Regions from separate parts of the Mus musculus genome. Here regions 1, 2 and 4 are each linked to region 3. A link is a loop called in an ENCODE intact Hi-C map of the cell type or tissue named here. Cell type or tissue: left cerebral cortex. All regions are shown on one strand.

What was found. Hi-C counts contacts between places; a loop is a spot of excess contacts. Peaks named below come from ENCODE experiments on the same cell type or tissue, not always from the same donor. Only the 100,000 strongest peaks of a DNase experiment are listed, where the experiment ranks them.
Region 1: a loop joins it to region 3, with 5 times the contacts of the local background. A loop is called at or near these places in 20 of 42 quality-filtered maps.
Region 2: a loop joins it to region 3, with 4 times the contacts of the local background. A loop is called at or near these places in 2 of 42 quality-filtered maps.
Region 4: a loop joins it to region 3, with 3 times the contacts of the local background. A loop is called at or near these places in 2 of 42 quality-filtered maps.

Annotation. Positions count from the first base shown.
Region 1 is chr11:32,157,540-32,165,539 of GRCm38, reverse strand. It overlaps Gm40823 (a long non-coding RNA gene), which reads right to left and starts at 4,229. Exons shown (of 4, transcript XR_872353.2): 1 at 4,098-4,229; 2 at 3,829-3,992. In left cerebral cortex, CTCF peaks have their summits at 3,177 (motif pointing right) and 3,880 (motif pointing left); DNase peaks (open chromatin) are centred at 3,190, 3,835, 4,577 and 7,489; H3K4me3 peaks cover 1,326 bases; H3K27ac peaks cover 1,405 bases.
Region 2 is chr11:32,234,057-32,242,056 of GRCm38, reverse strand. Nprl3 (nitrogen permease regulator-like 3) reads left to right here. Exons shown (of 13, transcript NM_181569.3): 7 at 122-259; 8 at 2,104-2,260; 9 at 4,651-4,757; 10 at 5,140-5,269; 11 at 7,136-7,325; 12 at 7,961-8,000. Among named protein-coding and RNA genes, the nearest start is that of Mpg, 12 kb to the right of the region's middle. In left cerebral cortex, CTCF peaks have their summits at 1,521, 3,389 (motif pointing right) and 4,834; DNase peaks (open chromatin) are centred at 3,736, 4,815, 6,196, 7,097 and 2 more places; H3K27ac peaks cover 5,136 bases.
Region 3 is chr11:31,672,592-31,680,591 of GRCm38, reverse strand. No RefSeq gene overlaps it. Among named protein-coding and RNA genes, the nearest start is that of Bod1, 4.7 kb to the right of the region's middle. In left cerebral cortex, a CTCF peak has its summit at 4,983 (motif pointing left); DNase peaks (open chromatin) are centred at 2,008, 2,956, 3,794, 4,958 and 1 more place; H3K4me3 peaks cover 95 bases; H3K27ac peaks cover 2,497 bases.
Region 4 is chr11:32,222,187-32,230,186 of GRCm38, reverse strand. It overlaps Rhbdf1 (rhomboid 5 homolog 1), which reads left to right and starts at 7,894. Exons shown (of 18, transcript NM_010117.2): 1 at 7,894-8,000. Mpg (N-methylpurine-DNA glycosylase) reads right to left here and starts at 3,682. Exons shown (of 4, transcript NM_010822.3): 1 at 3,470-3,682; 2 at 2,238-2,435; 3 at 134-338. The coding sequence starts at 3,646. In left cerebral cortex, CTCF peaks have their summits at 3,864 and 6,716; DNase peaks (open chromatin) are centred at 3,683, 5,254 and 5,497; H3K4me3 peaks cover 1,606 bases; H3K27ac peaks cover 3,421 bases.

The DNA of each region.
Region 1 (8,000 bases), 480 kb before region 3:
ACTGCCAGTGTGATTCTAACCAGGAGGCCTGCCTGCAATATGGCTCTGTTGGTGAGTGCTGGGACTGGAGAAGAGGGCTGTGACAGGAACTCAAATAAACTTCAAACTCTATGCAGTCTGCAGAGGCCAGTGTCACCACACAGACTGCAGAGGGAGGCCAGTGTCACCACACAGACTGCAGAGGGAGGCCAGTGTCACCACACAGACTGCAGAGGGAGGCCAGTGTCACCACACAGACTGCAGAGGGAGGCCAGTGTCACCACACAGACTGCAGAGGGAGGCCAGTGTCACCACACAGACTGCAGAGGGAGGCCAGTGTCACCACACAGACTGCAGAGGGAGGCCAGTGTCACCACACAGACTGACACACTTATTTAGGCCTTTCTGGGTCAGGCTTTTGATCCATAAGTAATTTCATTTGATTTAGATTTTTTAATTAAAAATATTTTATTTTTAATGATGTGCATTTGTGTGTGCATGTGTGTATGTGTGTGTCTGTGTGTGTCTGCGTGTGTCTGTGTGTGTCTGTGTGTGATGTGCAGATGCCTGAAGAGGCCAGAAGAGGGTGTTAGACTCCCAAGAGCTGATGTTCCAGGCAGTTGGGTGCTGGAGACAGAACCTGGTCTTCATCGAGAGAGCAGTGTGTGCTCTTAGTCACTGAGCTATTTCTTTCGTCCAACTTCATTACATTTAATCTTAGCCTAGTCTTTGTCAGAAAACCCTGAGCTTGGTGCAAAAGTGCAGTCTCCCTTTGTCAGTGAGGTTTCCTCTTCTCTGTTTGGGGGGACCCCAGACCTCACACCTCCTCCCTGAGGAATGTCATGTAGCCCTTAGAGAAATTATAAGTTCAACTCCCTTTCCCCTGATAAGAAACCCATTCAGAAAGCATCTGAGATTCCTGGAATGCCTCCACATGCTAATGAGGTATCCAGGAACCCTAGTCTTCAGCCAATGGTCTTTGCCCACTCTGGCAAAGGCATATTCCTATCCCCTCCTCAAAGTTTTATATAAGCATCATTGACCCCAAATAAAATTGAGCTCCCTCGTTGAGCGGTGGTGGCGCACACCTTTAATCCCAGCACTTGGGAGGCAGAGGCAGGTGGATTTCTGAGTTCGAGGCCAGCCTAGTCTACAGAGTGAGTTCCAGGACAGCCAGGGCTACACAGAGAAACCCTGTCTCAAAAAACAAAAAAACAAACAAACAAACAAAAAAATTATTGAGCTCCCTGGCTGAAGCTGATCCTGGATGGATATGATTGTCACTGTCACCCTCTAGGCCGTCTGAACCCCTGCTCTCTTTGTCATCATGGGCCAGTGGCAAAACAGCCCCTGGGAGAAGGAAGGACCAGAGCCCTGTTTGATATTTAGTGACAGGTTTCACTGTATAGTCCTGGCTCTCCTGTAACTTACTCTGTAGACCAAGCTGACCTTAGACTCATGGAAATCCACCTGCCTCTGTCTCTTGAGTGCTGGGATTAAAGGCATGTGCCACCACCGCCAGCATACTTAACCTGGTTTTAAAGAGCAGGCACTGCAATGGCAGTTTCACAAAGGGAGACACTGTGGTACACAGAAGATACCTCTCCAAGAACAAAATCACACACAGTTTTAAGATGGCAGACCTTGGATTCACATCTAGGGCTACCTAAACCCCCTGCAGAAGGGCCACAAGGTTTTCACCCACATCAAAGGTTTACAGCTGAGTCAAGGTGAGGCACTAACAACAGTAAGGAAGGAAAGTGGACAGTGTGGGGACAGCAGAGCTAATACAGGGGGGACGAGAACTCCATTGGGTCAGAGTGTGAATCTAGGTGGGATGAGATCCAAATATTCCTTAGAAATTTCCTGACATTGAAATTCCCAATTATGTTTACAGGGATATCATCCAAACGCTGGCCAGAGGCAACACTATATAATATGGATTCTGGCTCTTCTCTAACCCTCCTCTTCCCGCCTTTCTGTATGGGCCAAACCATGCCCCAACAAAATGCACTCTGTTGAAGTTCTTATCCCTGCATCTCAAAATGTGGCTGCATTTAGAGAGAAGGCAGCTAAATTAAAAAGAGTTCGTTGAGTCTCTATTTCACATGACTGGTGTCCTCATGAGGACAGGTGCTAGGAGACGGGGCAGAAGTGAGGAGGAAGGGAGATGGTGCCATCAGAGAGCTGAGGAGAGGGGCTTCAGAAGGACCCAGCCTGCCTGCACTGATGCCAGACTTCCGGCCTCAGTGGTTTGATCATGCGTTTCACCTGCTCTTTAGGCCTGGAGGATTCTGCTCTGTCAACCCTAGGAGGGACCTTTTATCTTCTCTTCGCTTCTCTTTTATCCTATCTTCCTTCCTATCTTTTTCTCATTCACTTTCCCACCATCCCATGTCAGAATAGAACCTAAAATGGTTTCAAGGTGGATTAGTGGCGGATCTGTCTCTAGGAAGAGATGAAGACAAGCCCACCTCCACACACTTCTGAGGATGCAGGCTAAAGGTAAGAGACGTGTCGTTCTTTCAGCGTCCGCTCAAGAGTATGGCATTGCCGGGCGTGGTGGCGCACACCTTTAATCCCAGCACTCGGGAGGCAGAGGCAGGAGGATTTCTGAGTTCGAGGCCAGCCTGGTCTACAGAGTGAGTTCCAGGATCAGCCAGGACTACACAGAGAAACCCTGTCTCAAAGAACAAAACAAACAAAAAACAACAACAACAAAAAGAGTATGGCATTGCTTAGAAACCGTGTTGGGAGGTTCAGTGAGGTCCCTGGAGCGTCCTCAATTAACAAAATGTGTTCTTTGTTCACTAAATTGGCTTCCAAGGCGAGAAGGAAGGAGGAGAGGAGCCAGTGGCATGAGAACGAACTGGCAGTAGGTTGGTGGGTAGCAACCCCAGATACTCTCTAAAATGCTACACCGGCGATTGGGTGGAGTAGGATGGTTCCTGCCAGCTTCTCATAACACAATCAAGCCTGTGCTTTTCACCTCCATTTTGGTCTTGCTGAAACCGAAACTCTGAGGCGACTTGGAGGTCTTGGAGTAACGGTTGGAGATTGGAACTCGGGTTCACGGGCTCTTCTAGCACACCCAGTCCTGCCTGCCCAGATCCTGCAGAATACGTAGTGATAAGCACAACAGCAGCCTCAGAACAAAGGAGCTGTGGGCTGTGTGCACAGAGCGGCCTCGCCACCAGGGGGCAGAGCATGCGCGCGCGCACGGTCGCCTTGGGTGCGGTGGGCTGGTGTCAGCACCCGTATGTCGCTAGTGCCTTCGCCCCCTCTCCCTAGGCTGCCTTCCTCCTCTGGCAAAGCGAAGAAATAGCTTTTCATCTTTCAGGCAGAGTTAGCTCATGGCTCTTCCTACCCACTCCTCCTTTTTTCTCCTACACACAGAACCAGGCATCACTGGCCACTGTTGGGTACCTCTGCACGGCTCTCCCCAAGCTGGGTCTCCCACTCTCGGCTATGATTGCTTTTGACAGTATTAAGTGTAACACACAAAAGCAGAACTGAACAAGCCCTTACCAGAGGGAGCTTGGAGAACCTCCGGAGGCACCTGGACTTCCAACACCTGGAGACAGGTCAGGACCCACGACTCATCTATTGCTGAGCACAGGGGACTGGGAAGATCTGATTATGGACCCCACCCTCGGTCCCCCATCATCACCTCTTGCCCCATGACCTGAACGACACCATCTCTGCACCACTTCTGTGTTTCCAGATTGTTCCCTGTTGGCTAAGCCTGTGCAGGCTTCCAGAGCCTTAGAGGCGCTCTCCAGCCTGTTTTCTAGCACTGGTGTTTCTCCCTGTCTGGAAAACCCGGGCAGTGAGTGCTTCACAAGGTACCTGAGCTAGGTGCGCAGGTGACAATGCAGCTAGGAGTTCAGCGAAGGCGAGCTCCCTCCAGTGGCCCAGCCTGCTCCACACCTCATCCCGATTCAGCTCTGCAGGCAGCTGTTCTTCCCGGAACCCATTGCTGCGTGTGGTCCCTCTCATCACTTCATACATCCCTGCAAAGGAGAAATGTTGCCATGTCCTTTTTATAGAGGGGAGGGAGGGGGTACCAAAGGAGGAGCCTTCCTTTCTTCTTCCTGGAAGGTTTCCCAAAATCCTACCTTCATCCCGGAACCTGCCCTTTTGTTCTCTCTTCCCTTACAACTGGACGGTGCAGCTCCCTACCAATGCTGTTCACCCAGCTGATATAATTCCAGTCAGCCCTCTAGATACAGCCACAGATTCAACCCACAACGATGAGAAATGTTTGGAAAAAAAAAGAAAGAAAGAAAGAAAAGCACACCTCTTTAGGTCATGTGCAGATTTCCCTCATCACCACCCCACCAACGATGCAGGGTAACAGCTATTTAGATTTTATTAGGTATATCAGGTCATCTAGAGATGGTTAAAGATGCACAAGAAGATGTATTTAGGTTGTGTGCGGACACTCTTCCATTTTACATCAGGGGATGTGATCATCAGTGAGTTTCAATGGCCTCCTGTAGGCGAAGCTCTTGGAATTCCCAGAATGGCTGATTTACATCCTCATGTCTATTACTGAGACTTTTGAGTGGCTATGACATACCACAGGAAAGCAACCGATAGGTAGAAACATTTGTCTTGACTGTAGAGATCTCAGCCATATGGAAACCTGCCATCTGTAAGCCAGTTAAAGAATTTTTAAAACGTTTGAAAGGAGTGGCTGCATCACTGGGGAACGCTGTTTCTGGAATACTTAATAAACAAAAGCCGCAGGGCCAGGAGCAGTCACCTCCTTACAGCTGACGGCTTTGAATGGAAGAGGCCCTTCAAAGCAATGCAGGCACTTGCTGTTCTTGGTTCTCACCAGATAAGACCCTATCGATGGAGGTATTACCTGCTTTGGTTAAAAGATATAGAGAAATTAAGCAGAAAACGAGCAGGTCGGTTGTTCCACGCTGGCTAGCATTCTGAGTGACAGGGCAGCTTTGTAGCTGGCCAGGGGAGAGAACTCAACAGTCTCGGGAGAAGCTTGTGGACTACAGTAAGGATCTAAGCCAGTGTGGGTTACCAGGCAGATTACCCACTGGTGCGATAGTGGCCTGACACTTTGCAGGGATCACCGACTGCTTTTGCCACTACACAGGAGAGACTCAGACTTGCCACTGTAAATCTGGTCAAAGCCCACAGCTGTGGAGGACATAGTCCCCAAGGGGACCTACTTGCTGTTGCTTTGCTAAGTGGACAGTGTCTTAGTCAGGGTTTCTATTGCAGGGACAAAACACCATGACCAAAAAGCAAGTTGGGGCGGAAAGGGTTCTTTTGGCTCACACCTCTACATTGTAATTCATCATTGAAGGAAGTCGGTTCAGGAACTCAAACAGGGCAAGGAACCTGGAGGCAGGAGCTGCGGAGGGGTGCAGCTGGCCTTGAGGGCTGGCCAGTTGGAGTTAAGAACAGCCCAGATGAAACATAATAAGTAGTAACTCGGGGTTATTAATAGGAAATAGATTCTAATAGCCTAGAGGGTAGGTAAATGATCAACTCCTGTGCTGTTTAAGGCTTATTGTAAATATAAAGGCTCTGAGTGTCTTTTATCTGGGAACCTAACCAATGAAAGTCAGAATAGAAACCCCAGGAAAGGATTTAACCCATAGGCCCCAACGCCTGCCAACAATGGACCAAAGACCGAATCCACAAAGATCTAGTCCATAGTTCCAGAAAGTTCTTAAGTGCACTAACTTTGCCTTTTAGTTTCTGTAGTTCTGCTTCTTGCTAACTAAAGTGTGACAACCAAGACGTGGTTTTTTGTGCATAAAAGACCGAGGGCCATAAGGTTCAGAACTGTGTGATTTGGGCAAGTTCCTCATGTAGCCGCTGGCCAGCAATAGATTTTGCTTTTGGCTTTAAGAGTGTCTGCCTAATGGGCTTACCATGCAGTGTACTATCGGTGCCAGCAAGATCCCCAGAGACTAAGATGCTGGGACACTGGGGGCCCTCAGATCCCCTCTGGGGTGATACCATGAAAAATGGCAATTCCTAGGGGTTGCATGCCTGAGACCCTCCCATCCATGAACTTCAAGGGCCCTATGAATTTCCCCTGCTTTTAGTCCTACTGCCCCAGAGGCGCCTGAGGCCTCCACCCTAAAAAGGGAAACTACAGAAAGCTCCTCAGTGCCAACTCTTCTCCGTGTCATGGTTCAGCCGCAGGTACAGAGGCAATGTGTGTGCAGTCATGGTCCACTTGCCATAGGCTTACTCTTTCAGTTAGCCTCCAGAATTCTGGGAAATGTGTGAAGAGAAAGCAGTCACAGTTATCTTCAAAGGATCCCAAATATCCAGCAGGCTGAAAAAATTGCCAGCCTACCAAAGGGTTCCCACACCCAGCTGCTCTCAGGTGGGTATTCTCAGAGGAGCTACTCAAGTGGCACCTTGCCAAGCCCAGGAAATGTTACTTTTCTGAGTTTGTATCTTTTGGTATTCTGTTATTTATGCCTCAAATGCCTTTAGCCTACTTCTCCACATGCATCCATCAAAGTCCTCTCTCTCTCTCTCTCTCTCTCTCTCTCTCTCTCTCTCTCTCTCTCTCTAAATATTATTTATTTAATGTATATGAGTACACTGTAGCTGTCTTCAGACACACCAGAAGAGGGCATCGGATCCCATTACAGATGGTTGTGAGCCACCATGTGGTTGCTGGGAACTGAATTCAGGACCTCTGGAAGAACAGTCAGTGCTCTTAACTGCTGAGCCATCTCTCCAGCTCCCAGAGTCTGCAATTTTGAATGTCATTCTCTGTGAATCTTTTTCAAGCTCTCTACCCATAACCCCTAATATGTTGCACTGTCTCAGTGTGAACTCTCCCTTTTGCCCAGCATCTACATCATGTGGCAGAGACACTCACATAGCAATTGTTATTCTGTGAGATGCAACAGACGTCCTCTATGAAAGTACCCTGAGCCAGAGAAGGCATCTGAGCCCTTTGTGTCCTGAGCATCTTGCACAGTGCTAGGCAAAGTGTAGATGCCCTTGTTGTGTGCACGAATGAATGAATGAATGAATGAGTAAATGAATACAGTGTGCTGGCGTGTTTCTATGGAGGCTCCGTGGTGTAGACAGAATCTACTCAGGACTCTTCTCTCTATTCACCGGGGCCCAGCTGACTACACACTGGAGCCTCCCCGTTAGGAGGTTCTGGGCTCTTTATTGGCTTTCATTATTTTTTTTCTCCCTAAAACAATATGATCCTTCTTTAGTGCTTTCCAAAGCACACCAATCAGCATACTAATCACACTAAAGTGTCAACGGAACCTGCCAATTTCATACATTTGCATATTTTCTGTAGGGTTCCGCCTCCCCCTCCCCCTCCCTTTCATTAGCTATTCTTGGAAGAGCTGCTCAGCCTCCATATTGTTCAAACTGGCTTGATTTTGATTTCACTTTGTAAAGACAGATTTGCAGGATGATGAACGAGCTCCTGCCAATTTCATGCATTTCCGCTCTGTACATCGACACCTTATATTTATTCCATCTTCTCCTCCTGGCTCCAGATGGTGTGGCAACACAGCCTCGGGCAAAGACACAAAACTCACTCTCCCTCCCTCCTCCTCCTCACACTTTCAGCTCCGGCTCTCCCGTGCCAGGTTTGAACGGTGCACAGCCTCTGGCAAACGTTGCCTCGCCTGCAGATTGGGCTGCCGCTTAGGAACCTGGGAATGTGAAGCAAGACAATGGGGAATGTCACATGCCTTGGGCCTCGCCACTCCAGTCACTGCCCCTCACAGAAAACCACAGCTGAAAGAGTTTGATACATTCACAGATGTTCCCCCCCCACCACCCTTTTCCATTCAAGAAGCGGGCCACAAGTATCTCAAGAGAAGACTTAATAAAACAATGAAACAAAAGCCCCAGGCTCCTCGTGACAGATGAAAAAAAAAAAAAAAAAAAAAACCACCCAAAAAACAAAAAACAAAAAAAACCCAAAAAACAAACAAACAAAAACCTGGCAAGAGCATGTGCCCATCTTGACACTCTCTTGCCTTCTG
Region 2 (8,000 bases), 560 kb before region 3:
TCTCCACCTGCGTTTTCCCCTAGCCAACAGGGCAGTGTGGGAGACCACAGTCTGTGAATAGGGTGTTGTTCATTGGGAATACGCAAATGCCCACCATAGTAACAATGCTCACTCTCCACAGCCTGTGCACATCTGGTGTGGTACGGCTTCACATTAACAGCTGGCTGGAAGTGAGTTTCTGTCTGCCCCACAAGATCCACTATGCAGCTTCAAGTCTGATTCCTCCTGAGGCTATTGAACGGAGCCTGAAAGCCATCCGGTGAGAGGCAGCCCCATCTTGTCTTCCCCTGCTGCTGTCTGAGACCTTACTGGTTACTTTGTTCCAGAAATTCTCTTTTCTTCTTCTGGTCATAGAAATTAGCTTTGTTGTTAATAAAACCACCTGGTTTTACATCTGATTCTGCTCAGACATGACCTTTGCTCTTCCAGCATTGCTTAGCTGAATAGAACCTGCCAAGGGCCTCACCCAGGCCTGCAGGGCAGGTTGGAGCTAACCTAGAGCTTTAGCAGATTGCCTTCAGGGTACACTCAGTTATTGTCAGCATTTCAGCAGGAATCATGGGAACCCAGTTACCTTCTGAGATTAGTTGATTTCCTGTGAGGAAAAAGCAGGACTGGGAATATAACTCAGTGGTGTAGTACTTTGTAGGCCCTGGGCTCTGTTCTCAGCACACAAAGAAGAAAAAAGATGAAAAGAAATCTGGGCACTTTCCTCCACACTGGAAATGACAGAAAGCAGATTACTCATTGCCCAGTTCTCCTACAGTTCCAGATCTATGCTCCACGTCAAATGGCTGAACATATTTCTGTAGTTCTGTTCATAGCTGGGGAATATCTTGTTTTTCCTGTGTTTAGAAAGACACTTCCCCCCTCCCCCATCTTTTATGGTACTAATGATTAAACCTAGGGCTTTGCACATGCTAGACAAGCACTTTATCACTACATGCATGCATGCATACATATATACATACATACACTATCATATGCCCTTACTCTCTCACCCTCTATGAGACAGAGACTGTCTTCCTGGCTGTCCTGGAACTTACTAGGTACACTAGGCTAGCCTTGAAGTCAGAGATTCATCTGCCTTTGCCTCTCAGGTGTTGGAATTAAAAATATGTGCCAGCCACCATGCTTTTTGTTATTTATCTATATGTGTGCGCATGCATATATACATATGTATGAGGTGGCAGAGACAGGCAGATCCCAAAGGCTTGGTGCCCAACAAGTCCAGCCAAAATAGCAAGCTTCAGGTTCAATAGAGGTCCTATCTCAGAAAATAATGTGAAGAGCTAGGCATCATGGCACACACCCTTAATCCCAGCTCTTAGGAGGCAGAGGTAGGAAGATCTCTGAGTTCAAGGCCATCCTAGTCTACAGCCTGGCCCTGAGTTCCAGGACAGCCACGGCTATACAGAGAACCCTGTCACAAAACTAAATAAGAGTAAAGATTCATAAGCTGGTTCAGCAGGTAAAGACACTCACTGCCAGGCTTGATGGAACCTGAGTTCAATTCCTGGAGCCCATGTGGTAGAAGAAGAGAACTGCATGTGTGTACCTCATGTATATACAAAATGTAAATAAATAAGTGTAAAAAAAGGTGGAGAGTGATAAAGAAATCTGATGCTGACCTCTGGCCTCCATACTTACATGCATAGGCTCATGCACTGTCTTCCCCCACATACAGCCTCCCCCACATACAAATTTCAGTCTCTCTGTCTCTGTCAATGACACACACACACACACACACACACACACACCCTTGAGATTATATAAAAGCCCTTGGACACAGCCGGACGTGGTGGTTCATGCCTTTAATCCCAGCACTCGGGAGGCAGAGGCAGGCAGATTTCTGAGTTTGAGGCCAGCCTGGTCTACAAAGTGAGTTCTAGGACTACACAGAGAAACCCTGTCTCGAAAAACAAAACAAACAAACAAAACAAAAAAAGCCCTTGGACACATAACTGCTTTCTCTCTGATTTTTCCCTCAACCTCTCCTGCCCAGTGCCTCTGGACTCTGGCTGTGCCTTGGTGTTCCATGCTTACTTGGTACAGGGCCCCGTGGCTCTTTATGTTTTGCTGACATGTGCCTCTGTCCTTCAGCCCGTACCATGCCTTGCTACTTCTCAGTGACGAGAAGTCTCTGCTGAGTGAGCTTCCCATTGACTGCTCCCCGGCTCTGGTGCGGGTGATCAAGACCACGTCTGCTGTGAAGAACCTGCAGCAGCTAGCCCAGGATGCCGATCTGGCCTTGCTGCAGGTAGGCCTGGGCACTTGGAGGAGTGGGAACAAGAGGCCTCTAGGTACATTTAGGGAGGCAGCCTATGGGGGATCAGGAAAGCAGACTGCCTGCCATGCTGAGTCCCTAATGTCTAGCAGACAAATAGATACTACACGTCCTGCCACAGATGAGGGTAAGGAGGCTTGGGGTTCTGGTATCTGGTCACACTTAGAGCCACGGGACTGATGTCTTTCTCTGTTAAGCAGAGGTGAGGCAAGCCTTGGGAGAAAGGAGAGAAGTGTCTCCAGCAAAGGCCTGGAGAGCAGCTTGGGAAGTAGTAGTGCATGGTGGATCTTCCAGCTCAGCACAGGCTCACACTGGCCTATGAGCAAGCATGTGGGAAGTGAGAGCGAGGACTTGAGTGGTAATTTAACCTACTGTGTGGCTTCTATTTTTTGCACATTTTCCTACCTCTCCTTTAAAAAATTTTTTTCTTTAAAGATTTATTTATTTTATGTATGTGAACACACTGTCATTGTCTTCAGATGCACCAGAAGAGGACATTGGATCCCTTTACAGATGGTTTTGAGCTATCATGTGTTTGCTGGGAATTGAACTCAGGACCTCTGGAAGAGCAGTCAGTGCTCTTAACCACTGAGCCATCTCTCCAGCCCCCTTGTTTTCGTTTTTACTAAAATACATGTCTTTAATGATGAGACATGCAGAGATGCAGCCTTGTTTTGGAGGACAACTAAGTCCAATCAGATGTTCAGAGCAAACCTTCCCTGCAGGACTGCGGGTTTGCCTCTTTCCATCTCTGATGCCATGGGGCTAGGATCCAAGTGAGGTACGCTCCACATGGGTCCCTTTTGTTCTGCTCCTTCTCCCCTTTTATCCAACCCAGCCCTGGAGTCATCAAGATACCCTCATTCTTGTGGCGGAAGACATGTGGCAGAGCTGGAGAGACAGCCCCTTGGCAAGTGTGTGTGGCAGCCCTTTGGGCTCAGAGAGAAGGCCTGTAGCTGAAGTGTAGAGGAGGAAAAGCACAGAAGAAGCTGGATTCAGGGGCCTGGAGTGTAGACTGGGTCACCTGTGCCAGGGCTGTGGGTGCAGGACCCAGGGAATGAATGCCAGTATCCTCACCTGGTAGTGCTATGCACCCTGAGGCCACCAGAGGGTAGCAGAGGCCTACCCAGGACCTCAGTTTGCTCAAAGGCCAGCCTTCTCAGTAGAATGAAGCGGCCACAGCTCTGACACCTCTCAGGTCCCTCTGGCTAGGCCTCCTGGCTCTGTGTGGGGCTGAGAAATGGGTTGGCATCACTGGAGGTTTTTGCTTTGTGGGCCCATTGGGCTGCTTTTTCCAAAACCCTTTCTCTTTTCAGGATAAGTTTATCCCTTCTCTATCTCTGACTCTTCATAGGCTCTGTGAGAGCACCTAGCATATGCTGCCTGTGTAGTTCAACTTGGCATCCTAAGCTGGACAAGATTCAGCAAGGAGCTCATTGTGCTTCCCTCTAGTATCAAACACAGAGGTTTGAATGTGCTCACTGTCCCTGAACGCCCGCAGAGAGGGGCGGTGCTGCTGTTCTGAGGAGTCTGGGCTGCTATTTTCACTTCCTACCCCACGTCTAGAAAGGCTTTACTAAGAGGCTGTTTGAAGGAATCTGTGCTAGGACTGTGCCTGACTTCACTGTCACAGTCCTTTGATAAAGCTTTGATGTCTCTTCCATTTCCTTGTCTAGGTCTTGACTGGGATCAGGGAGGAGGGTGTTTCCTTCCGAACTAACTCCCTGCTGAACCTGATTTAAATCAGAGTTTACTGCTGGCATGCCCGTGTGAAACCCTGTGAGGTCTCACCCTGGCCATTCTCTGCAACTCACCTCACTATTTTCTGTGACTGCTGTTTCCTGTAGATGTCTCTGGGGAGCAGTGATCCTAGGGTGGGGCTGAACCTTTGGGGAACACCTGCCTCAGGAGTGAATGTCACACATGATACAAGGCCACTTTGATGGGCCTTGTGGCCCACTTGTGTGATCTAAGCCCTCAGATGCTAATGGAGAAAGATTTTTTTGTTTGTTTGTTTGTTTGAGACAGGATTGCTCTGTAGCCCTGGTTGTCCTGGAACTTGCTATGGTATCTTGTGTATTTCCTGGTATCTGAGACCTCAGGAGAACAGAATGGGAGGATGGTCTCTGGGGAAAGCAGGGTGCATAGGGGCCTTTGAGTATGCAGGGTCAGGTAGGATGAGACTCCATATTTTATGACTTTGGAGTATGGTGCTGGTGTCTGTGGACAAGAGAATGCTGTGCTTCTGCTGGAGCCGTCCAGCCCATGCTCCAAGCACTCCAGTGTCCCTGTGTTCATGTGCCTACTGCCTAGCAAAACCGTGGTCTCCAAGTTTAGTCCTTCGATCTCTCCTTGGTCTGCAGGTCTTCCAGTTGGCAGCTCACCTGGTATACTGGGGCAAGGCTGTCATCATCTACCCACTGTGTGAGAACAACGTCTATGTCATGTCTCCCAATGCCAGTGTGTGTCTGTAAGTACCAGTGGCTGCCAAAAATCTGGAATCTGGAGCTAGAAAAGCCCAGCAGGACCTTTTAATGGCGAATGGCGCCCCCAGTGGCCAGGCCTCAGTGGCTTTGAATCCATGAGGCCAGATCTCACTATATCCTGATGCTGCCTGCCCATATCGTGCTCAGATGCAGATCACAGTCTGGTTTGGTGTTGCCCATGGTACAGCCATCTCTCCTTGGCTGAAATCAGAGGGGTTCTGTGGTTCCTGCCACGTCTTAAGGGACAGTATAATTCTGCCATCTGAAGGCCTGTTGCATCACCATACTATATTCTGTTGTCATTATGCTCACCCAGATGGTTGCTGTGAGTATGGGAAGGGCACTGACCATGGCTGTCTGCCCCAGGTACTCCCCGCTAGCTGAACAGTTCTCCCGGCAGTTCCCGTCCCATGACCTGCCATCTGTCCTGGCCAAGTTTTCCTTGCCTGTTTCTTTATCGGAGTTCAGGAGCCCTCTGGCTCCCCCTGCACAGGAGGTGAGTCATTAGAGCCCCTGTGTAGCTTACAAGGTAGACTGGGTATAACTGCCTGCCTAGTGGCCCCTGATTCAAAGGCTCTTAGCATTGTTTACCTTTGTGCCATGGTTTGGGGGATTTACTAGCAAGCACTGCAGGCTTCCTCACCATGGGCATCCTTAGGACTAGGACTGGGACTGGTTTATGTTTGTCAGAAGGGCATTAGCTTTTCCTGGGCTGGCAGGATTCCCTGTGCTGCCTCTGGGGCAGGGGCTTCTCACAGGTGGAGGTACCGACAGCTTTGCTCTCACTAAGCCTGGGCCCTGTTTTCCAAGGCAGTTCAGTTCCTGTATCCCTTCCCCTGGGGGCTTAGGAACCATGGGATCTTTGTGTGGAATCCTATGTTGCTGGGCCTAGAGTCCTTTTCCTAAGAAGACCTACAGTGTCAGGCTAGGGTTGAGTCTTGGATGGGGGCCCTGAGTCAGGACAAAGGCTGGTGGCAATTAGAGGCTGGTTGTGGTGGGGGTGCTTCTCAAGGTGTGGGGGATGAATTTGCAGTGGGCTGTCAGTCACTTCTCACTGCCCCATGCTCAAGAGATGGTGAGATGGTGACTTGGAGTCAGAGCAGCTTTGCCCCTTCCCTGTGTTAAGTGCTTTGAGCTCCGAGGGAAGCTAGGGAAAGAGCACAGGTGTCAGAGACAAGCTGGGTGACCTCCATGGTTTATCTTCAAAAGCAAAGTATTTGCTTTAATAGCTGCCAGATACACTGGGCAAAACCAGTCCTCAAAATCAAATACTTCCCCTTCTCAAATTGTGAATGGGAATAAGATCCTGGGTTTTTAGCTCATTTACATGCTGAGTGTGCCAGAGTTCTAAAGCTGCCTTTCACTGAGCCCTTCGTTTCCAGGAAGGGAGCCAGGAAGATGAAAGATGCACTTTGCCTCTGCACCTCCCTCCTCTCCCCCAGGCAGCTCTCTGGGGGGGAGGGCTTGGCAGTGCTCCCATCCCAGCAGAAACTTCCCAGTTGTCTGGATAACGGCTGATCTTCCAGGCCGTGTCTGAGCAGCTGCTTCAGGCCTTGTCAGGGGCCTGGGATAGAGCTGTTTGGTTTGCCACATCCCAGAGACATACTGTCTAATGCTTATAATGCTTTTGTGTTTTATTTTTTACATTTTGTGTTACAATACCTTCAATTCTTTAGAATTCTATTTGGTTTTGACCATGATTAGTATGTATAACTTCCTCCCCAGTAACCCAGCCCCCTTCCATGAGTGACCTGGGCAGCAGCTTTTCTGGGCCTCTCAAAGATGTGAGCACTGGTTCTGTGTTCACACACCTTGCTGCTTGGTGTCTGTGCCTGAGAGATACTTAAACATTGGTGCTGGGTACTACCTGGCACTGGGCTCCATTGCTGTGGCCCAATGCTCATAAGGAAGAGCCATTGGCTTCATGTAGTAACAGCAGGTCCCCTTCCTGTTTCCAGTTGGAATCACCTGTCTTCTTGAAGTAAACTCTGAGGTAGAGCCAAGGACTCACATGACAGTTTCCTCTCTGAACTCTGTGTGGGCTTGCCTAGCAGTGGACTGTCTGACAGCAGCAGGTCTTAGTGGCAAGGACAGATCTGGCTCTAGGGAAAGTTGGCTCAGAGAAGGGAGGAAACCCAGGCGTGTGTTGGGAGTTCTGGCCCTACTGTTTTCCCTGGGGTATGCTGACCTTGCAGAGCTACCCAGCAGTTGAGGGTCCCTTCTTCCTAACAGGAGGCCTTCCCGTTTAGGTACTGGGGCTGCTAAGGACCATGTCTCTCTTATTCCCCAGGAATAGGAATCTGTTCTTAAGGCTTGAGTCAGGGAACCAGCCCATCTGCTGACTTACTTTGCTCACTCACAGACCCAGCTCATCCAGATGGTGGTGTGGATGCTGCAGCGCCGGCTCCTCATCCAGCTGCATACCTATGTTTGCCTAATGGCCTCACCCAGCGAAGAGGAGCCCCGACTGCGAGAGGATGATGTCCCCTTCACAGCCAGAGTTGGTGGCCGCAGCCTCAGCACACCCAATGCTCTAAGCTTTGGCTCCCCAAGTAGGATCCCCTTCCAGGACATCTGTCTGGTAATGGGGGGCTGGGAGACTTTGGTGGTGACATCCAAGAAGCCTGGGTACTGTTGGAATAAGAGGTGTTTTTACATGTCTATACTCACCTGCCTGTCCCTCCTGTCTCCCCTGTACTGCCATGGGTCTGAGGGGGAGGCTCCTTCCCTGAGCAGCTAGCTGTAGTCAGGAGCATCTTTTGCCCACCGCAGCGCAGCTGGACTCTTCCACTGCAGCCTGGGCTCAGAGCAGGGCCTCATATTGTCATCCCAGAGACCACAACTGTCTGGTGTTGGGGGCCATATACCTTGACCTGTTTAGTGCTAGCCCATGTTGGCTGAGGTGGAACAAGACACCTATTCCTGCTGTGAGGTGTGATGGGTGTGCAGTATGCTTTCATTCTGGGTCCTTGAAGCTACTCTTATAGGGTAGCTCCTTGCATTCCAGATTAGCCACACAGTAGGCACTTGGTGGTGGGTTGGCAATGAGTTCATGCATGAGGACAGATTGTACAGTTGGGCACCAGCAGGAGAATGTGGCAGTGGTCCCAGGCTCTGGATGCTGGCAGTGCCTTTGGTGCTCCCATCTTTGTACACTGGAATCCAGCTGGCCTATCCCAACCCACAGCCAGCAGTGACGACATGACCCTTACCAGCCCCAGTATGGA
Region 3 (8,000 bases):
TCCTGCAAGTTTTACCAGGTAGGGAAACAAAGAGGTCGTAATTCCTTGTCCTAAACACAAGTTTTATAGTACTTGATAGGAAAGATTATATTTGATATTTTTAAACACCACAACACTTTTCCAGAAAGTTTCTTCTTAATTAAGGCTAATTAAAATTCTTCATTTAGAGATTTCTTAAAGCTCTTCGGTTATGCATTTGGGGCAGGCATAAGGCCAGTCGGTGGGATGACCTCCTAGAGTCTGCCCCAGCTTGGAGTCACTTCCTCTCCCCAATTCCAACTCCCTAACCCTGCAGGTCAGTGCACCAGACCCAGTTGAGGGGCCAGGGCGCTACTGTGGGGTCATGTGCCCGCTCAGCAGTTTAAGCTGAGTACACAGGAAATTTCAATCGTTAAGTCCGGAGTGCGCGCGCTCTCTGATCCCATTGTCAGGCCGGTGGCATTCCGGACCTCAGGAAGGAGCCCCCTCTTCCAGATTTTTCTGTCACAAGATTCATTAAGTAGCTTTTAAATTTCATTGCCAAGGATTGTCAGGACAATGCAGAGAAAATTGCCAACGATTCTGAAAACAGCCCATGAATCTGGGGCAGAGCTGGCGAGAACAAGGGAGCGCCTCCGGGCGGGTGGGACATTGGCAGCCACTTAGATGAGAAAGTTCTGGGCTTTCAAACTTCTTTGGTTGGGATCCGTGTTACTTTAAAAGATCAATTCAGCAATTTTCCCCTGTTCCTTAGTCAAGTGTTTTAGATGGTCGAGAAAGCAGAGGAGAAGGGGGCCTTCCAAGGTGGGGGAGGGGTGTGTGCCTTTCTCAGGAGGGAATGAGGATTCATTGCGCGTGTGCGTGTGCGTGTGTGTGTGTGTGTGTGTGTGTGTGTATTGGGAGAGGGGGTCGGTTCCTTGACCTATTTTCTGTTCAGTTTTGCAAACTTGGATTACAGTATGGCTCCACCACTGAGTCACAGCCTAGGCTGCAGCATAAAGACCAATCCCAGACTCCAGAGCAGCAGCCCCGCCCTCTTGCACATTGTGAGCCAAATCAAAGTTTCTTCCCCACCTGGAGACTTCAGTTTTTACCACGCTCCTCTGAGTCTTCAATGGCCTTAAACTGGGGCCTCTAGTCTTAAGTAGAGACACAGATGGATCTCAACTATGGGCACTTCTCTGTGGCCCTCAAGGAGGTAAACGACAGGAACACATCTGGTTTTGTTCATCGTGAGTTGTCGTGCTAACTGTGATTTTCCAGTTGAATATACCCTTAGAAGTTAGCACTTACACCATTGTATCCCTCTACTCACAATTTAAGTGGACAACAATCAGTTGCAATGCCTAAAACTTAAATACAAAGTTGCAGAAATAAATTAGCCATGTTCTGAGCAGAGTGATGCATTCCTGCAATGGCCACTCTATCTCAGCTGGAGATAGACGCTTCTGTCAGTCCAACGTGTCCACATAGTATGCACTGCCTACCCACTTAGCAGCTGACACAGCCATCAGATCCACTGTGTGATATCAGTTGCCTCTGTTGCACGGACCGTTACTTAACCAAGGCTTAAGGATAAGGAGCTGGCAATTCAGTTGTGCCAAAGAGAAGCTGAGAGACTGCTTGTAAGGATCTACAAGAATGAAATACTGCAGACGTATTATGTAGGGACTAGCCATAATTTCTGGTGTTCTCTCGGGGTCTTGGATAATGGAACCCGGGGTAATAACGTGGTAGATTTGTGCTGCAGCTTTGCTTTATGGTTCTCTAATTTAAAAAAAGAAAAAAGAAAAGAAAAAGGAAGCCCATGTGTGCAAAGGTTGAGCAGACCTCTGGTCTTACTTGGAGCTGATTATGCAATGCTGCTCCTAAAGAAGAGTCCCAGAGGAAGAGGGAGCCATCTCAGATTGACAGTCCCTTCCTCCACTCCTGCTTCACTGCTGCCTCTGGTCAGCCTCCCCTCCAGTTGGTTAATGCAGCTATCTATTTAAGGCTCTTGGTCATATCAATGTAAATGGGCTGCTGGTGACTCAAGGTGAAAGGAAATTTACGGAAAGCACCCACTGGCTCCCAGAATTGATAGCGAGGATGGCTGACGGAGAAGAGTGATGAGCCAGACCCACAGCAGGAGCTCTTCACGGGCTCACACCAGCAATGCTATGCCACTGTAGCTGTGGCGCTGACCCCTGCCACACCAGAACTGCAAAGGATGCTGGGAAAGTGGGTATCCGGCATTTCTACCATCTGTAGGAAGGTTCCTCCCCTCTCTAAGAGTGGAGAATTCCTCCCAAATTGGAAGGATGTTGAAAGACCACCCAGCTAAGTTGAAGACAAATGACAATCAGGTTGGGTTGGGTAATGTAATTGTAACAAAACGAACCAACCACACCAACACACAGAAGCTCAGTGGCTTGAAACCATACAGAAGTTCTATCCTGTTCCTGCAGTGTGTCAGGGACAGCTGAGGGCTCATTTCAAGGTTATCCTTAATGAAGAGGCTCGGGCTGATTAACCGCTATGCACCATCACTTGTGACTAAGAGCACTGCATAGACAAGCTTAATTAGACGGTACTGTGAGGCTGCTGGGAGGCGAGAGGGGAGAACTGCCAATCTGTATACAACCCTGTGGGCAATCAAAGGTTCGTACCTAGAAGTAACACACATCACCTGGCCAGAAGCAGCTGTGCAGGCCTGCCTTGGGGTGAGCAAGTGCAGGCTGCCTCAGGTCGACCAGCAAACTGGGACTAGCAGCTAGACAGGGTTGCAGTAGTGTGTGTACCACATAGAAACTGCTGTCTTAGGCTACCTGGCAAGGGGGTAGCTAGCAGGAAAAGCCACTGAAATGAAGACAAGAGCTGGGTTTTATATTCGTGTTGAGGTTCTGGGACTCCTAACTCTATATGCAACCCAAGAAAACACATGCATCTAGCTATCCTCAGAGCAGTAAGCTCAAACTCCATATGGAAGAAACAGCAATGTAGATCCAGCAAGAACTTCTCATGGGGCCAAGAACAAGCTGAGCCAGAACTGAGCCCAGCCTGCAGAGCGCACTTAGGCAGTCTAGCTTTTACCACAGGCACCGTCAGCACATGTGGTCTCCTACAGAAACAGACACTTTATTCAGGGGCACTAGGTTCCCTCTGCGAAAACCCCTCTGCTTGCAGCTGTCTGAGAAACAGTGGGGGTTGGGATGTGGAGGATTTGTAGGCCTTTGGGGCAGAATAGTGAGCTACGACACATCCTATTCTTCTTTTTTTCATTTATTTATGTATTCACGTTACACCACACTTTATTCTTTATAACTCTCCTAGCCTAAGGTATTCTGTTACAGTGACAGCATTTTAGGACAGAGAGCATGTTAGTGACAGATAGCATGTGGGCAGGACACTGAGGGAGGACCTGTTTGCCCTTTGAGGAGCCTCACACCCACAGGGCCCTTCTGGTCCCATGTCTTTCCCTCAGATTTTCATGTTGACACTTTTTAAATGACTGAGTGTGACAAATGTCACATCTTGCTCAATGACCAAAGGACTAAACGCTAGTTTCAAAACATCAATACCCAGTCCAGAAAGGTCCCCAGTAATTCTGGAGATAAAGTCCACTGGACTCATTTCCTCCCAATGCGCATTTGCTAATTTGTCCTAAATAATTTGAACCCAATTTTTAACAATCTTCTGGAACAAAAAGTCTAAAGACTACATTTCCCAGCCTGCCTTGCAGCCTCTCTGGGCCAGGACACTCAGGCAACCATCTTAGATGACAGAGAACAGGAGAAGGCTGCTGGTCAGCTCAGGACTACTTGCCTCCTGACTCTCTGAGCCAGAGCTAAACCTGTCCTGTGGAAGCCATGTGGGGTTGTGTTATGGTCGCCAGCTGCAGAGCTGCTTTCATGGAGACAGATGACTGTTACTCTCCTGTGCTTACAGGAGCATGGCTTCCTGCCTTCACTGGTAAAGGATGACTTCTGTGTTCCTGTAACCAGCCTGCCAGAAATGAAAATATCCTAGAGACACTGTGTCCCTCAGTCTGGCTACCAGACTATTGAAACAACGAACCCCAAAGAAATCAGAATAGCTTCAGGAATCTCATGCTGGGAGAAGAAAAAGTCATACCAAAATAACCCAATTCTCTCCTCTGAGCTTTCTCCTAGTCCAGCCTCGTAGACCAGTTCAGTGATATGCCATAGACAAGTCCCAAGACTGCACCCACCTATTCCAAATACTGACATTTAGGCATTATCCAAACTCATATCTTATATTTAAAAGAGTAAATTTCCCATTCACTCGCTCATTCTTTCTGTTCTTCCATCCCATTTACTGGGAGCTTGGATGCAACGGTGAACACAGTTCCTGCTTAGTGGACTTTGGAGCTCGTGGGGAAGGTGGAGGTCAGTCCAAGAACCCCCTAAGCAAAGCGTAAGTCCAGGACGGCACTATGTTATCACATATGTGCTAAGGATCTGAAATATTGCTAACAGGATTGCCATGGCTGCAGAGCCTCTCTACTATCCTGGAGAATTGGCTCTGACAGTTTCTCAAAGACCTATCACCATGAGCTGATGTCAGAATCCAGTCTAGAGCCCCCTGATGTGAAAAGCCCATGGATTCTCTATTCTTTCACACAATCCTGGGAAAGCCACCAATCCCATTTTCCAGTTTCTGAAAGATCTAGACTTAGGCTTGTGCAGGTTCCACCTTCTCATAGGCTTTGACTATTCTCATGTAAATATCCTAATATCTAATATGCATAAGTTCACTGAGTTTGGGGCAACTAGTCAGAAAAGGGGTGTTGTCTGTTTCCGTGCTGGAGATTGGACCCAGACCCTGCACATGCTAGGTCTGCATCGTGCCTAAATCTCTATCCTTGAAAAGTTTTAAGACTAAGACTTACCAGCAGTTTTCTAAAGGCCACCAGAAACTACATTACTACCAAGACCAAAGTTAAAAACAGTACTGCCTGGTTTGAAATGCTCTGGGCTATAAATGCAGCAACAGTGCCCTCTGATGGTCATTATTGTACATGTTTTGTGGTGGCATTTTTGGTTTCCCTTAGCAAGTCTTAGATTAATAATAATTAATAATTTCCCATAATTTGATCACTTTCATCCTTAGTTTCAATCCTCAACAGGTCCAGGTTATAGCAGTTATAAAAGCAAGCATACAGGGCATCAGGAGCTGCACCTTGTCATGGACCAGAGTTCCAAGAGCCAACACACAGGGCCCAACATTGGTGAAATACTGGACTGTAAACCTGGTCCAGCATCACTTTCCTATTAGACTATGGCAGATCACCTCAGCATTTACTGCTATACTAGGACTTCCTGAAGGTGGTGACTGTGTTGATTTGAAGAAAACGGACCCATAGGCTCATAGGGAGTGGCACTATTAGTAGGTGTGGCCTTGTTGGAGTAGGAGTGGCTTTGTTGGAGGAAGTGCGTCACTGGGGGTGGGTTTTGAGGTCTCAGATGCTCAAGCCTGACCTATTCTCTCAATGTTTCTTCTTGTTGGCTGCTGATTCGATTTAGAACTCTCAGTTCCTTCTCCAGCACCATGTCTGCCTGCATGCCTCCATGCTTCCTGCCATGATGATAATGGATTAAGCCTCTGAACTCTAAGCCAGCCCCAGTGAAATATTTTCCTTTAGAAGACATGCTCTGGTCATGGTGTCTCTTCACAACAATAAAAGCCCAACTAAGAAAGGGACTAAAATATATTCTTATCTACGTATACTCTGATCAGACAGTTAATGGAGTTGCTAAAGTCAGAGCCTGGGCCATGACAATCCTAACAAGCCAGGTTCATCCACTCACTGACCTCTAAACAGCCAACCAATGAGACATGTTGGAAAAGCAGAGAAAGAGATCTAGTCAATGTGGTCATGTGGAGAGAGGCCTAATGACGGCACCAAGTCTGCCTTCCAGAGACCTAACATGAGGTTGAGATTAAGAGGTATGGCCGGGTGTGGTGGTGCACACCTTTAATCCCAGCACTCAGGAGGCCGAGGCAGGTGGATTTCTGAGTTTGAGGCCAGCCTGGTCTACAAAGTGAGTTCCAGGACAGCCAGGGCTACACAGAGAACCCGTCTCGAAAAACCAAAAAGGAAAAAAAAAAAAAAAGAGAGGTATGCATAATTACTAAGCTGGTCAAGTTGTTCATATGGTCTCCTGCAAAGTGGCCATCAAAGTTGTCGGAATGGTGTGGAATCTTGTTCCAAGCGACAAGCTTTCCAGCTGGCTGGTACCAGACTTTAAATACTCCCTCTACTAGCATGAGCTTCTTCAGAGAGAGCCCATTAGATTTACTAGGGACTACTGGCTCAATATTCTGATAGTCAAAAGGGCACAGCTCAAGGCTCTTTAGCATAGCTTCATTCCTGTCAGGATGGTTGCGCTATTCTACAAGTAGGAAAGGGACAGGGACTTTTAGCCAAGTATTGTGCTAAGCACCAAAGTCAAAACAAACAGTTGTGGTTTCTACTTTGAAGATTATACTCTGGGTGTGGTTGGGGGCATCGGGGTGCAGATGGCCAATCAGCCTATAAATTATTCACTTCCAGTTACAACAATTGCTTTAAGAACTTAGCTCAACAATAGACAAAATTAGACCGGGGACCAAAAAAAGATTTTGTGAGGAAAGAATAAGATATGGTGTGCCTAAAATGCAACCTATAAGAAGGGCACCCTGCCTCCAGCCCTCCCTCCAGGAGGGGCCAGGGTTGAACTCTCTAATAGGACTCCCTCAGAGCCAGACATGAGAGGTCAGCATGGGTCAGTAGTAGAAACAGACTTGAGATGTCCCAAAGGGTTGCAAGCTGTCATGACACATTGTGATCAGCTTAACCTTGCGACTGGCTGAGCTGTTGCTAAGAAGTATGAACTGAGAGTGGCTACTTGTTTTGTGCTCTAATTTCAGTTCTCTTGGGTAGCAAATGTTGGGTGAGAGCATCTTGGATCACTGCCTACTGTGCATCTTCCCCGGAGCCAAGGGCACTGTAAATGTTATCCACATCTTTTTCAGTTGTCATGGGTGACGAGGAGGAACCACAGCAGATGTAGTTCTGAGAGCTGGGGAAGTTGATGAGTTGATGATCAGCCAAGAAACAAAGAGGACAGAAGCACCTAAGAAATCAAAACTGTCCAGGCATGGTGGCACACACCTTTTAGCCCAGCACTTGGGAGGCAGAAGCAGGCGGATCTCTGTGAGTTCAAGACCAGCCTAGTCTACAAAGCGAGTTCTAAGACTGCCAGGGTAGTTAAACAGAGAAACCCTGTCTTGAAAAAAAAAATCAAATATGATCTCTCCTATAAAATATATAAAATTTGTGTTTAGAAGAAGAAATTAAGTTTTTTTTTCCTCCCTCACTTTGTAAGACCTGCAAATGTTAGAATCCCGTGGACATTTTTTATTTACACAAAGGAATTTGATGGCCTTTTCTCCTTGGTGCAGTGACCTCTTTCCCCTTCCTCCTCTACTTCTTATGCACAAATTCTTTTCAGATAACTGAGTAAGATTGTTATGTTGGACCCTAGCCAACTGAGAAAAGACAGGATTCACCTTCCTCAGAATAAAAACCAAATGCACTTCCTGTCTAGGTGTGTTCCCTCCCCTGCCCTTTCCTGCCCCAGCAAGCCTCTTGATCAAGTAAAGTTTGCCTCATCCAGACACTTAGCTGAAATGATGGTCTCTCTTAGCAATCCAAACTTTTTTTTCTAATAGGGGCAACAGTGGGGAATTCAGTGCAGACTTGTGGGTGTAAAAGCTAGGGTATTTTACTTGTTGTAAAATGACAGCTAGCTATCAGGACCGTGGATATGTTAGGTTAAACACTGGACCACAGCACCTACTATACTTCATCTAGGTATATATATGACCACGGTAATTATTTCTGTTCTTCTATTTCTGCATCTGCACAAAGAAATAGTAGTGCCAGCTTTCAGGTAGTTGTGAACGTATTTAAAGAGTGCAGCACTATTACATCTAATTCATTCTACTTACTGGATCTACTATTAGTAATGCTGACA
Region 4 (8,000 bases), 550 kb before region 3:
AGCCAACACTCCTGAAATCCTAACTTGGCCCCTGACAATGGCACTTTCTTACTCAAATGCCTGTCTATCCAAGTCTTTCGGGGGGCTGGCCAGCTGCTAGACTGTCTGTTCCCTCAAGCCCAGCACCACTAACCTTGACTAGAGACATTCAAGCAGAAGTACATGCCATAGATGAGGTACACATACAGGGTCCCAGGTTTCATGAACATGCCACGGTTCCGGGGGGTCTGCCGGCCACCTCTTGAGTGAGCAGCTTCATCTTCTGGCCCCAAGTATGCCTCAGTCTCCACAATGCGCCCACGGAGTTCTGTTCCATCAGCGAGTCGCCGGACAAGAACCTATGGGCAGTGAGTCTGCTCAGCTCAAACAGGGGCCAGCCCACCTGGACAGTCCCCACCTAGACCTCATTTAAACTCAGGATGTACCACAGGCATCCAGGCCCAGCCAGACCCAGCTACCTGGCTTCTCCATTCTGCCTCTTGTGCTTTGGCTGAGAGCCTGAATGCTGATGTTAAGGTCACCAGCCCCTCCTGACCAACTCTACTTATTTACTAAGGGTTCTAAGCCCACCTCAGGATTCATTTGGAGTCATAGTGCAGATTGACTTCCAAGTCCCCTCAGTAGTGTTCTCTCCTCCCGACATCCTCTCCCAGAATTCCCTTTAGAGAACTTAGTGAGAAACAGGGCCAGCTGGTCCAGCCATGCAATGCCTTGCTTGGACTATGATCCCAAGAATGGCCAACAGTCTTAATTCAGCCAAGGCTTGTAGAAGGATTTCAGCATCCAACCGTGTCCATTCCTTCACAGGTTTGAGGGATTATTTGATTAGAAGGCACCTTCTTCTCAGCCCACGTAGACCCATGGTGCCTCAGGGTCAGCTGGTAACAGGCAGGGTAGAGGAAAAGAGGTGGCCAGTGTTTGTCATGGAAGCCTGGAAACACTGGAGACAGGGGTGAATGTTTTAGGAGAAAAAGGCCAGCAAGCATTCCTTCACTAACTACCTACATGCTCCCATGTCTCCAAGGGCCAAACTGGGAACCCCACCTCAGCTTCTCGAGGGACCTCCTGGAGCTTTTCTGGCAGAGGGTCTAGAAAAACAACATGCTGAGCAGTCCACAGTCGTCTGCTGTCCTGGCAGCCCACTGCAGCGAACCTTTTACTGGGCTTATGACCCACATCTGGGTTTTCCTTGACCGAAGGGATACACAGGCGAGAATACCCCTTTCTCTGCCAGACACCATCTTGTCTACCAGTGTGGGTTCAAGTGGGCATGACAGGGGCCAGCTGATGTGCCAGGAAGCTGAGTAGAGGTAGGCAGATGTGTAATGGTGGTGGTAGTGCTGTTGGGCCATCCTTGAGCCCTTGACCTGAACCTGAGATAAATCTGCACCATGTTTTATATCATAGCTGTTGAAGGAACACAGATCCCTGCAGCTTAAAACATCCTGAGAACAGAATCTCGTCCCTTCTCTAGTAGGTCAGGGTCTGTTCCTGGAACTCTTAGCACCAGTTCTAGCAAAGAAACTGGCTGTCCTTGGCCATGGTCCCATAAAGGATAGCTTGTTAAAGGGAAAGGTAGGCCAGCGAACCTCTAACCAGAGGATCCAGCTTAAGCTCTAGCACCCCGGAGTAGTGGGATTTAGATGAACCTGGCTAGCCCCATGAAGTGGAGAGGCTCAGAAGGTGACAGGCTGTACTGTAAGCCACACCAGGCTGGGCCTGGGGTAGTCCCCACTTCTACTGCAAGCATGACTGGCATAGCCCAGATCTTGGGCCTGTACTGAGCCTTGGGTACTGAACTATGCAGTGAAGAGGCCAACTCTTTCAAGTGACTCAAATGCTGGCTGCCTAATGGTGTTCCTGGCCCCAGCCATCAGGGAACAGGGTAGGCAAGAGTGGTCCCTCACAGATGCTGGGGCCAATACCCACCAGCAGTCCTTGCAGGCAACCTGTCCTAAGGGGATTTCAGATAGAACAGTCAGTTTTTTCCCTGATGGATAAGTGTAAGAACATACCTCTAGCCAAAGCACGACAGTTGCCAGAAGCCCTGCTGCCTCCATCATGGGACACCTCTATCAATATTCTCATTCTCTGCAGTGACCCTAGATAATAGTCAAACTATTTGGCTCATATGGGCAAGGCAGCTACCTATGCACACACAAGGAAGGCCAAGACAGAGATGAGACCTAGTAGTAACAGGACTACAGTTCCCGGAACCTGCTCCAGTATTACGTTACCTGTCCCAGAAATGCACGGGCTAGGGTGACTGCTGGCTGGTCAAAAAACTCTGGTCCTAGCCGGCCAGAATGGTCCTCTGGGCTGGAGAAGTAGATACTCCGCCGGAGGCCCGGGGTCGACAGGAGTCTCTCTTTAGGGGTCTGCTGCTGCTCTGAATCTGCCAGTCGCTGCTTTTTTTGCCCAATCTTTCGGGAAAGCTGTAATGGGAAAACAAAACAAAACAAAAGAAGTGTCTGCCTGCCTGCCTGTTTCTCTGTAAAGTGGGGTGCCTGTTGGGAGTCATTCTAAGGCATACCGCCTCAGGGGACCTTGGGACTAGGTGTAGGTAATGACAGGCTGCTAGTGGTGACAGGATGGGTGGGCATTCTCTGCCCACACCTGCTACACATAGGGGAGACATGGATAAGGAGCATTAGAAGGTGGGTGCCTGAGTCCAATACAAAAGAGCTGGTTTTTCTGATTCCCACCAATCACACCATCTCCAAGGAAACTTGTTTCTGGAACCTGGTTCTTTGTTCCTAATCCTGGCCAGGAATTAAAATACAGTCAGAACCTGGGCAGGGCCTATCAGAGAAACATACTGAGTTTGTCTGGGCACTGCTCAAAAAATAGGTCACAAGACCACCTTGTTACTGACAAGACCTGACACACAAATGGGCATGCATGGAGATGACCATCTGCCTGGTCCCATTCTGAATGCTCAGGGTAGAACCCTGCTGGCCCCCAACTGTCCTTTGACTGTTTGGATATTAGAACAACTAGGAACAGGGACAAAAAGTCTATGGGTCTATAGGACCAGTAGGCACTAGTCTACCAAGTGCCGATAAACAAAGCAAGGAAATCTGGCCACATCCTTCAGCTATTGTGGTACAACAGGAGGGGATTAAAAGGACAACTGGGCAGTGAACCTGGGGCCAGGGCCAAGACCTGTCTTCAGTCCACGCTGAGCTGACTAGTTAAACAGCCATTACTCTTTTAAAGGACAGGGTCCCATGTGGCCTATGCTGGCTTTGAACTCCTGATTTTCCTGCGTCCATCGACTTCACAAGTACAGGCGTGCGCCACTACGCCGGGGTAAGACCCATTATTTTTATCTGTTGTGCTGACATCCAGGTTGGACTGAAGCTGCCAGGCTGCCGGGAATGGATGCTGACGTGACCGTCTCTGCAGCCCGACCCACTGTGCCAGCTCGCCGTGGGCTCAGACTCCGCGACGCGGCGCCCCCTCTCACCGGCGCTGGCATCTGGCCGACCTCATGATATCCGGTCACTAGGGATCCTGCTCTGGCATTCCCTGGGCGGCGGGCTCGTCCAAGAAATGGAGGCTGCTCGGTGTCGGGGAGCAGGGTCACGGACACCGGTTTTAGGGCTCCTCTGCCCGGGCGCGCACTACCACCGCGCGCGGGCATCTAGTCGCCGCCAGCACAGGCCAGGCCACCGGAAGCGCGGAGAGGGCGGGGACTGGAACCTGCGTCTGCGCAGAAGGCATGTAGCGCGGGGGTGGAAGGAATCTGCAGAAGAGGCGGAGCGAGGACTCTAGGGGCGGGACAGGGCGGGGCGAGTGTAGAAACCTTTCACCAGTAGGATTGGAACCCAGGTTCTCTAGATCTGGTTCTGTCCCAATGGCCCGATTGCCATCAAGACATCCTCTCTGAACCCGGACTGAATTTTCAAGGGTCCCGGACCAGAAGGCTCTGCCTTGGGATAGGGTGGGCCACAGAGGGTGTGTTGGGTGTTGTAGAGAACAAACATGAGGCCTTGGGAATCTCAGTCTGAATTCTGATCCTAGAACTGTCCTTCCCCAACCTTATCTCTGAATGGTGGAACTGACAGCAAGTGGATGCCTGCCCCATCTGGAGGCCCCTACCCTGGATCATCACAGATGATAGGTGGAAGGAAAGGGAATTCTGTCTCTGCAGTGAATCCCCACTTACATCCCTGGACCCCTAATGCCTGGAATTGCTACGAAGAGGGCTTACCACCTAAGCTGGAAGGCAGGACCAGGGCTGCAGGAGCTGAGCGGGATAACAGTTCCTGGCATCTCCTAGTGATTATTTCTCTGGGACCTAGGCTTGCCACCCACCCTATCTGTAACCTTTCAAATGAGGTTGTGCACCCGTACTCCTCGAGTGGGAAGTGACTGACCCAAAGGAAGGGATGATGGGAAGGGAAGTCTTGGGATAGGGTAAGCTGCTCCCTTCCCCCACTTCACTCACTCTCTTCTACCATTCCAGGAGTGATGTGGGTCTGAAGGGTTTCAAAGCAGATACAATCCTACTTTCCCCATTCACACTGCCTTATTAAAACCTTTCAGGGCTTGTCAGAGCTGTTTGATTTCTGAGACCCTGGCATCTAGGACTAGACAGAGCCAGAGGCCATATGCTTGTCACTGCTATATGCTCAGTCCTTAACTGAGCAAGGCACTTAGCCTAAGGACTCTGGTCCCCAGCTGCAACTCTACTGGCCAGCTCCGGGACTGAACTCTGGGCCTGGCTGGGGCTCAGCCATTCCCTCTCATGGGCCTCAGCTAGGACTTCCTGGGGAGGGAGCGGCAGCCTCTCTGCCTGCCTGCTGCCTGCTGCCTGCTGGAAGCAGTCCAGCTGTTTGTGGCACTCTGTGCAGTTTCTGGGGCTGGGGTGGGGGCAATATGTTGTAAATTTGAACTACCGAGGTTGGCCTTATCCCTCATAGCCATTCTGTCTAAACAATGCCTCTCTTTTCCTGTGAGAATAATGCCCCTTCCCAATCTAGGAGGGAAGCTGAGACCCTAGTTAGGTTCTGGTCCCCTGTTGAGGGCATTCTGAAGACTTCACCTTTGGGTGAATGACAAGCTCCTTCTGTTTGGTGGGCAGTCTGATTTCTGCCCCAGGCAGAGACGGGGGTGGAGGCCAGCATCTTATTCTCCAGATGTTCTGGCCAGAGTGTGGGATTGTGCAATGTCTGCCCCTCCCCCCCCCACTTCCTGGTCTGTGGCGAAGCTCCCACTGCAGGCTGGAAGTGCTGGGTTGGGCTTCCCTACTGTGTTTTGCCAGCAGACTTGCCAGGAGTAAAAGAATGTCCAAGAGGAAGGAGCCTGGGACCTCTTCTGTGCCCAGTGTACCTTGTGCCTGCCTGGCTGGTGACAAAGATGCCATTGGGAGATTCTTTGAAAGGAGACAAGGTTGGGGTTGGAATGGTGTCTCCACGGGTTGTGGGAAGGCTGGAGCTGCCTCCAGTCGTGGTGGCATGGGCTGCCAGTCCCTGCTAGCTCTAGGCTTCAGTTTCACTGTCTCAGGGGCTTAACACACTGACTGGCTCAGTTGCCTGTCTACCATGGACAAAGCAGGAGCTGGGTTGGAGCCAGCTGGCTCCTGGTTTGGAAACTGGCACCCTTCAGCAGCTTCTCAGCAGAGTGGTGGCTATTACTCTGGCAGGCCTTAGTGGGTCTCTATAGGTGGGGGACCCTCTATGGTTAGCTGTTTCTTGGGAAGAGAGGGTAGCTATCAGGCAGGCCAAGGAGAGCTATGCTGTCAGGCTGCTAGGATCTTGGCCCAGGAACTTATAGAGCCTCTTTGCTGAGTCCAATACCATGAGGAAGGGGTTTCTTCAGAAATAGCTGGAACTTCAGGCCTTTGAAGTCTAGCCTGGGCTAGAACAGGGCTAGCCTTGGCCATTCTGTCTTCTCCCCAGCTAGGTAGTGTCCAGGATCCATCTCTACATCTCTCTGTGGGGTGCTTGGAAGCTAAGCTGTGGGTTCAGGAAGTACCCGTTGAGATTCCTTTTACAGCTCAGGGATTCTAACCACACAGATGCTGGCAGAGTACTACACAAGACCTGGAGGTAGTGTAGAAGCCTGTCTATCCCAACACCTATTCACCAGTTCCAGAGTATTAGAAACTGCAGCTGACTTCTGTTCGGCACAGTCAATAAAAGTATGTGAGAAGCCACGGGTTGGATTCTTCCACCCAAAGCTTAGGTCAATAGGGCAGGTAGGAGGTTCTGGGACTGTGGAGAATTGGGTCTGTGGAGACTGGATGAAGGCTTGACTATTTGTCCACACTCCTCTGCTCAAACTGTCCATGCCCTGACTCAGGACTTGAGGATGTGTTTCACCTGGGGAATCCTGAAGCCATATGCTGAGATGGGCATTTGTCTGTAGGCATCATGCTCTCAGGAACAACGCCTGTGTGTGTGGATGGACATGGAGGGGTTTGCCAGGGGCGGGGGCTGTCACAGACTCCCCTGCACTATGGGAACTCCAAGGTCGATGGAGCAATGAGTCCTGGAAAGCTACTTTTCTGTCACTGTGTGCTGACAGCACTGTGGTATTCTTGCATTGAAGATGACTTGGGCTGGAGAGATGGCTCAGCAGCTAAGAGAGCTTTCTGCCTTTACAGAGGACCAGAGCTTGGCTCCCAGCACACACACTGGACAGCTCACAACTGCCTATAACTACAGTTCCAGGAGGATCTGATGCCCCCTCTGGCATGTGTGGGCACCTGCAACCACACACAGAGATAAAAATAAACACAGAAGAATTCTTTCTGTAAGAAAAGACGACTGACCCCTGGGTGTGTCTTCACAGTGAGTCTCCTGTAGGACTTCTTGCAGCTGGTAATAGATTTCTAGGTCTCAACAAAGGTCTAGGTGACCCTGCAGCATCCACAGCAGGAAGGAGTAGGGACCTACAGGCACCAGATGCCCGGTTCCTGTGGCCGGTTCCCTGATTTTCCAGAAAGGATGCAACCCCCGCACCTCCAGCCAGCCCAGTTTGGGCGTCCAGACCCTGCTTATTCCTAGCATGAGTCAAGAATGCTAGGCATGAAGACTGTCCCATCTCTGGCTTGGCATGTGTGGGTTACAGGAGCCCAGAACATCTGCACCACGACAGCTTTCTTCTCCCTCAGCCTTCAGCCTCAGCCGAGAGCAAAAGAAGCACTTCCTGTCCAGTATACAGAGTGATGAACCGTGCCTGACGTTATACGTGAGCACTGAGGCTGAAGAGAGAAGAGTGAGCGCATGCGCGGATGTAATGGCTTGAGGGGTGGCAGGTGTAGTCTAACCCTTGTACCTGCTGGGAAAGAAGTAGGGGAAGGGGTAATTGCTGAGCTGCGGTTCCTGTGAAATGGTGTATCAGTGTATGAACGTGAGTGTGCACACTTATAAATGTGTTAGGGTAGAGAGTGTGAGCCCATGGAAGTGCATTTTGAATAGGTGTGCGCACGTGTCTGTGTAAACAGGTGCGAGAGGCCTGAATGCATGAATGTTTGTTAGAAAGATCAGGCGCGTGTGCACAGGACAAGTGAGAGCTTCGGGACCCTCAGTGATGTGCCAGTGCGTGCCTTCGGAAGGGGCGTTCAATCTGCCTTTTAGGTCCCTTCCCACGCCACCCTCTTGCTTTGGAGGTCCCCTTCCTCTCTTCCCAAGCACAGGGGCAGCACAAGATGAAGGAGTATGGAAAGGCGAGTCCAAGACAGATGTTATGATTAAGGTGGTCGCTGGCGAGCCCGACTCCCAGCTACAGGTGTCTCTGCGGGACCCCTGGCAGAGCACAGCCGGAGGTCTTCCCGGAGGAGGCGCCCGGGGCTGGCAGCGGGCGGCGCGCATTCCTCAGCCCTGAGTCAGGCGGCCGCCCCTCTGCCGGGCCCGCCCCCGGCGCGCACGCCCCTCGGCCCGTGGCATTCCCAGGCGGACGGGTCGGGCCGGCGCGCGGGCGGCGCAGGCAGGGACTAGGCGCGGGCGCCCTCCCGGCCCGCAGCGGCGGCAGCAGCCGGTGCAGACCCT